3 separate regions of the Homo sapiens genome follow, and regions 2 and 3 are each linked to region 1. A link is a loop called in an ENCODE intact Hi-C map of the cell type or tissue named here. Cell type or tissue: PC-3. All regions are shown on one strand.

Region 1 (2,500 bases):
GTCTCGTATAGAGGTGCCTGCCTCACATGATTATTGGGAGCATTAGATGAGTTTATGCATTATAAGTCATTTGACCTAGTGCCTAGCACTTAGTAAATGTAAGCTATTAATAGAAAATTTATTGCTATAAAATTATAAAAATAATAAACTTTAAACTTTATAATCATTTTTGTTATAACTCTTCACTTGGCTTTCTTGATACCATTCTTCCCAACATTTTCTCTGCCTGATTTTTCTGACTTATTCTAAATTCTTCATCCTCAGGTCTCCTCTCTCTTACCTTTTTTTCATTATTCCCTGTGTCAGTGTCAGCACCTTCTGCTGAAACTCACTACAGCGTATCTCTACAAAATCTCTTGCCTTTCTTAGGGAGGAAAGTGACACGATTCAGCCAGTTTTTAGGAAGCTAGCCAAGTTTGTTACCACTGTGAAATACAGTTTAGAAAGGCTTAGCCAGGCATAAGGCCTGTAATACTAGAGTCTTGAGAGGTTGAGGCAAGAGGATTGCTGAAGCCAGGAGTTTGAGACCAGCCTGGGCAACATAGCAAGACCCCATCTCTAATAAAAATAAAAAACTAACTCGGCAGGTAAAGTGCACCTGTAGTCCTGCCTACTCAAGAGGCTGAGTTGAGAGGATCACTTGAGCCCAGGAGTTCGAGGCTGCATATCTATGATTACATGACAGCACTCCAGCCTGGAAAATAGAGCAAGACCTTGTCTCTTAAAAAAAAAAAAAAGAAAACCTTAAGAGTAGAACAAGCAGTCAAACAAGAGGTCATGGTGTTAGGTGATTGCCCAGATAACACATACTTGAACAAGGACATTGTGGTGGAAAAGAGAAATTTTTGTGAAAGTAATCAGTGAAACTTTGCCATTGATTATATGTGGAGAGGAAAAGAATTGAGAACTCTGAGGTTTCTAGCTTCAGAAGCATGTCATTTATAATTAACAGAGAAATACATTAGTGAGTAGGAGGCAGTGAGTTGAGTTTTGGACAAGGTGACTTTAGGTTGCCAGCATGGTATTGTCAGGCTATTAGTTTACTTGTTCCAGTCCCACCCCTCCCTTCCGCCTCCCTCCTTCCCTCACTCGCTCACTGAATTCCATTGCTATTAGTCTAAGAACTTCCCTTTAGGAAAAGTAATTTTTTTTAGTCACAGTCAGCAGTAGAGCTTGAAATTTGTGGAGACCAATTCCCCATTTCCTACCCACATTCTCATTATCCTCTTTTGGTCCGTTTCCCCAGGGAAAAAGGTGAAGATTATTTAGAATAATATCTACTACCATCATTACTACCACCCCACCCCACCTCACCTCCAGGAAATTGGTAGAAAAGTTTATATATAGATATGTATGTATGTATGTATTATATATATAAAAAATATATGTGTGTATATATAACATATATATAATATTTACATACATATATTTGAGACAGGGTATTACTCTGTCACCCAGGCTGGAGGGCAGTGGTACAATCATAGCTCACTGCAGCCTTAACTTCCTGGGCTCAGCCTTAACCTCCCACCTTAGCCTCCCAAGTACCTGGGACTACAGACACCAGCCACCATGCCTGGCTAATACTTTTTTTCTAACTTTTTGTAGAGGCAGGGTTTTGCTGTATTGCACAGGCTAGTCTCAAACTCCTTGGCTCAAGTGATCCTCTTGCTTTGGTCTCCCAAAGTGCTGCGATTACAGGTATGAGCCACTATACCTGACCTAGTTTTTTATTTTTACATCAAATAAATGAAGCAACTTGGCAGGGCTCTTTGAAGAAAAATACAATTTTATGAAGTGTTTGTGATTAAAATATTAATAAGCAGAGTAACACCTCATTCATCTAGTATTCTTAGGTAGTAAGTACATAAAATGATTGAAACTTACTCCTGAATCTATTTTAGAGATTTTATAGAGATTTTACAATATATTATGTATATTGTGTGTAGATAAATATAGATATTCATACCTCCAAATCTATTTCTTTATAATGTTTCACATACTTTGCTGCTTTCTGAAATAGTAACACCTCCTCCCCTCCCCCACTTTTACCCTGCATACTAAACCTTTTCTGGAAGATAGAAATAAACATTTTGTTTCAGAGCTTCAGAATGAGTCAGGAACCCCGGGTTCTAGTCCAGGGCCTGGCACTAAGTTGCTATATGAGAACTGAATCATAGATTCTAGAACAGTGCCTGGCACGTAGTAGTGCTTAACCAATATGTTTGGAATGAATCATTGTCTTGTGCTGACTTTAGTGCTCCTTCCTTGATTTATTACTTGGAATTCATTGCTGCCTAGTAAATAAGCTTCTGGGTTCTTAATTAAATAGGAGTATCTAGGTTCTGATAGAGGTGAACTATAAGCCTAATTTATGTCTGTTTTAACTCCTTAGTGGAACTTTTGGCTTATCTTGATGTATTTTCTGGTACTCGAAGTTGCCAAACAGATGATCTTCTGTGCTTGATTTATTGGGGGCACTTGCTGAGTACTTTATATGTGC
Region 2 (2,500 bases), 160 kb after region 1:
ATCAGAAACAATATAATTATGTAAATAAAACAGAGTGGAAATAAATGAGCAAAGAACAACAGAAAATCAAAAATAACCAGGAAAATTCAAGAAAGAATCAAACAGAACTCCAAAAACAAAAAATTACTGAAATTAAAAATTCAGTGGATGGGTTAAATAAGAGACTGGGCTTATGTGAAAAAGAGTGGGTGACCTGGAATATAGACCTGAAACAATTATTCAGAATAAACTATCTGGATAATATGAGTTAAGATACAAAGAACAAGAGGAGAAAGCCTTACATAAAACTGACTAAGATTACAAAAGGAAATAATAGATAGAATGTGGAGAGAGACTATTTGAAGAAAAAATGGCAGAGAAGTTTCCAGAATAATAAAAAACATTAAGCCATCAGACACAGGATATAACAAGAAAGATAAAGGAAATCCCTATCTAGACACATTATAGTGGAATATTCTAGAATACCGAAGACAAAGGTAAACCTTAAAAGCAGCCAGAGACCTTTTTCAACAAATAGTCCCAGTACAAGTGGATGTTCATAAGTCAAAAAAAAAAAAAAAAAAATCTCAAAATGGATCACAGACTTAAATGTAAAACTAGAGAATTTTTTTAAAAAAATTAAAAGTATGAGAAAAATTTCGGAAGCTAGTGCTCGGCAGAGTTCTTACTTTTGACACCAAAAGCACAATCCATAAAAGGAAAAACTGATAAACTGCAGAAAAATTAAAATCTTGTACTCTACAAAACTCTATTAAAAGACAGGCCATACATTGGAGGCTAGGCATGGTGACTCATACCTGTAATCCCAGCATTTTGGGAGGCCAAAGCGGGAGAACTGCTTGAGACCAGGAGTTTGAGACCAGCCTGGGCAACATAGGGACCTCGTTTCCACTAATAATAAAAAAAAAAAATTAGCTGGCTGTGGTGGCAGGCACCTGTAGTCCCAGCTACTAAGAGGCTGAGGTGGGAGGATTGCTTGAGCCCTGGAGGTTGAGGCTGCAGTGAACTGTGATCTCACCACTGTACTCCAGCCTGAGTGACAGAGCGAGACTGTCTTAAAAAAGAAAAAAAAAGAAAGACAAGCTATATATTGGGAGGAAACAGCTGCAAGCAACATATCTGACAAAGAACTAGTATGTAGAATACATAAAGAACTCTCAAAACTCAAAAATAAAAAAAAACCTAAAAATCCAATTAGATATAAAGTAACATTTCACCTAACAGGATATGCAGATGGCAAAATGAGTACATGAAAAGATACTCAACAACATTACCAATTAAAGAAATAAAAATTAAAACCAGAGTAAGTTATATATCTATCACTATATACCTACCAGAATGCCTAAAATAAAACACAGAGACACAACTAAATGTTGTTGAGAATGCGGATGAAGTGGATCGCCCATATGTTCTTGGTGGGAATGTAAAGCAGTCTGACTCACCCAGGAAAACAGTTCAGCAGTTTCTTTAAATATGCAATTATCATATGACCTAACAACTGCACTACTGGGCAGTTATCCAGAAGAAATGAAGACTGTGTTCACAAAGAAACTAACAGCAGCTTTACTCATTACGGTCCCAAACTGTAAACAACCCAGATGTCCTTCAATGGGTGAATGGTTAAACAAACTACAGTATATTCATACCATGAAATACTACTCAACAATAAAAGTGAACTATTGGCCAGGTACAGTGGCTCACACCTGTAATCCTAGCACTTTGGGAGGCTGAGGCGGGTGGATCACCTGAGGTCAGGAGTTCGAGACCAGCCTGGCCAACATGGCGACACTCCGTCTCTACTAAAAATACAAAAATTAGCCAGGCATAGTGGTGTGCGCCTGTAATCCCAGCTACTAGGGAGACCGAGGCAGAAGAATTGCTTGAACCCAGGAGGCAGAGGCTGCAGTGAGCTGAGATGGCGCCACTGCACTCCAGCCTGGGCAACGAGACTCCATCCCAAATAAATAAATAAAACAAAATAAAATAAAAGTGAACTATTGATACAGCAACAAACTGGAAGAATCTCTGAAGAATAAGGCTGACTGGGGCAAAACAAACCCAATCCCAAAAAGGGATTTGGTTTATAATCCTGTAAGACACAATCTCGAACACCTTAATCCTGAATGGTGAAATCCCAAAAGATCAAAATGCCTAATCTAAAATCCATAATGTCTAAAATCCCAAAAATCACAATCAGAGGATACTGGCATCATGATAGGTAGAACTACAACTTTCTCATTGTCTTTATTTGGAAATTAAGTACGGTTTAAGGAGGTATGTATGGGTGCTGAGTTGATAAGAGGTGTTCTTTGGGACTTAATTTTAGGTGTCAAGTTGATTGGATTAAGGAACACCTAGAAACTTATTAGTGTTTTGAGTGTGTCTGTGCAAGTGTTTCCAGAGATTAGCATCTGAGTGAAGCCAGTGGAAGACACTGGTTGTTCTTAAAGTATTTCAAATGACTGCAGTTATAAAGCTGAGCATACACAATTACCAACCA
Region 3 (2,500 bases), 47 kb after region 1:
CAGAAGTTTGAGGTTGCAGGGCACCACTGCACTCCAGCGTGGGCAACATATCGAGATCCCTATCTCAAAAATAAAGTACGCAGGGCTCTGCCCAAACTTAAGTAAAGTGAATCCTAGGTATGCGTGTGCATGTATTTGTGTGTGTGCATTTTAGGGGTACATGAGTGATTTCAATTGCCCTAGAAATTGTGTTAAAACTTTTATTTTCCATATATCTGTGATTAACTACAACCATTTTTGTTTAGTTTCAGCAGTTTATAAATGTTATATGCTATTATTTTTTCCACTTACAACTTAATTCTCCTCTTCTCCCAAAGTCACCTTCTCTTCCTGTCCTTCCATCAAAACATCAGGTTTCCTATGGTTGGATAGTTGCTGATTCTTAAGTAGCAAATTTTTTATGAAGATAATTTGATAAGGGAAATTTTCAAGTAAAGTAGGCATTCATATTTAGTGATATTAAAAAGATATTCATGTTTAACTAGAATGTGAAAATAAAGTGTTTCTTAAACTTGCTATCTTCAATTCCCCTCCTATTCTTTTTTTTTTTTTTTTTTTTTTGGGACAGGGTCTCGCTCTTTCGTCCAAATTGGAGTGCAGTGGCATGTTCACAGCTCACTTCAGCCTCAACCTCCTGGGCTCAAGTGATCCTCCCACTTTAGCCTCCCTAGTAGCTGGACTACAGGTACACACCACCACATCCAGCTAACTTTTTGTATTTTTTTGCAGACAGGGTCTCCCTATGTTGCCCAGGCTGGTCTTGAACCCCTGGGCTCAAGAGATCTGCCTGTCTCAGTCTCCCAAAGTGCTAGGATTACAGGCGTGACCTCCACACCTGGCCTGTGACTTCTTACTTCCCCCATCATCACTACTGTGGTCTCAGCAATCATCACCTTTCAAATGGATTATTGCAGTGACCTACCCATTCTCGTCCTTGCCTCCTTGCAGTCTTCTTTCAACTCAGCATCCAGGGAGATACTGTTAAAAATATGCATCAGATCATATCACTTCTCTGCACATGATCACTATCTATTGCACTCAGAATAAAAGCTATGAAGCCCTACAGGATGAGCAGCTTCTCCCCCCAGCTCTTTTCCTTTTGCTTACCACCTGCTCACTGTGTTCCAGCCCTCCTGGCCTTCTTACTCTCTTCCTTAAACATAGAAGGCAAACTTTAGGGCCCTTTTATTTGCACTAGTATTATTTTTTAGACTAAAACATTGAAGAACAGATAGATTAAGTAACTTGTCAAAGGACAAGTGGCAGAGTCAAAATTCTAACTAGAGGCTGGGCACGGTGGCTCACGCCTGTAGTCCCAGCACTTTGGGAGGCCGAGGTGGGTGGATCACAAGGTCAGGAGTTCAAGACCAGCCTGGCCAACAGGGTGAAACCCCATCTCTACTAAAAAGACAAAAATTAGCGGGGCGTGGTGGCAGACGCCTGTAATCCCAGCTGCTCGAGAGGCTGAGGCAGGAGAATCGCTTGAGCCCGGGAGGCAGAGGTTGCAGTGAGCCGAGATCATGCCATTGCACTCCAGCCTGGGTGACAGCAAGACTTTGTCTAAAGGAAAAAAAAAAAAATTCTAACTAGGAAGTTAGAGAAGCCCACAATGTTAACCACTATCATATAATGTCTTTCTTTCCAGATTTTCATAATAAACCCTCTGGAAAGATATTTTAAGTGTATCTTGTAGCTTCACTTATAGCCCATGGTACAACACTGTGGGGGCCACATGTGCCTCAATTTGAGAGGGATGTAGCTAAAAAACCATTAATTAAAAAAAGGCAACCATAGGGAAAGATAACACAGTAAATAGATAACAACAAGTAGAAATAACTTAAGGCTGGGCATGGTGGCTCATGCCTGAAATCCCAGCACTTTGGAAGACCGAGGCGGGTGGATCACAAGGTCAAAAGATCAAGACCATGCTGGCCAACATGGTGAAACAACATGGTATCTACTAAAAATACAAAAATTAGCTGGGTGTGGTGGCGTGCACCTGTAGTCCTAGCTACTCAGGAGGCTGAGGCAGGAGAATTGCTTGAACCTGGGAGGCAGTGGTTGCAGTGAGCCGAGTTTGTACCACTGCACTTCAGCCTGGCAACAGAGTGAGATTCCGTCTCAAAAAAATAAAGAAGAAAAAAAAAGGAAAGAAAGAACTCTAAACAATAAAGTAACACCCTGGATAGAAGTAGAGAGCACTTTCAGAGGACACCTGAAAGTAAAAATAAAAAAACTTTCTGATGAGAGAAGTCTGTGGTTTGAGAGCTTAAATTAAAGCCTACCAAGAAAGCAGGTTTCTCCAGAATCTGCCCCTCAAATTGCTTAACAGCCTTCGGACAGCTCTAACAACCTTGATGGAGGTTAAAGCTCTAACAACCTTTAAACATACCTACATACATACAGAATTTTATAACATTTGTTTGACTACATAGTTTTGCATTATCTGTGTGTGCACACTGTTTTGGGATTGGTACTGTTCTCCAACTTTTCTTCTCCT

What was found. Peaks named below come from ENCODE experiments on the same cell type or tissue, not always from the same donor. Only the 100,000 strongest peaks of a DNase experiment are listed, where the experiment ranks them.
Region 2: it touches region 1 in a loop (2.3-fold over the local background); 2 of 110 quality-filtered maps call a loop at or near these places.
Region 3: a loop joins it to region 1, with 2.3 times the contacts of the local background. A loop is called at or near these places in 7 of 110 quality-filtered maps.

What each region holds. Positions count from the first base shown.
Region 1 is chr6:149,333,954-149,336,453 of GRCh38, forward strand. All of the region lies in intron 1 of TAB2 (TGF-beta activated kinase 1 (MAP3K7) binding protein 2), which reads left to right. Among named protein-coding and RNA genes, the nearest start is that of TAB2, 17 kb to the left of the region's middle. In PC-3, no CTCF peak of the experiment used is centred here; DNase peaks (open chromatin) are centred at 408, 1,088 and 2,198; H3K27ac peaks cover 2,461 bases.
Region 2 is chr6:149,497,763-149,500,262 of GRCh38, forward strand. No RefSeq gene overlaps it. Among named protein-coding and RNA genes, the nearest start is that of ZC3H12D, 14 kb to the left of the region's middle. In PC-3, no CTCF peak of the experiment used is centred here; a DNase peak (open chromatin) is centred at 1,499; H3K27ac peaks cover 1,557 bases.
Region 3 is chr6:149,381,031-149,383,530 of GRCh38, forward strand. All of the region lies in intron 3 of TAB2 (TGF-beta activated kinase 1 (MAP3K7) binding protein 2), which reads left to right. Among named protein-coding and RNA genes, the nearest start is that of SUMO4, 18 kb to the right of the region's middle. In PC-3, no CTCF peak of the experiment used is centred here; no DNase peak of the experiment used is centred here.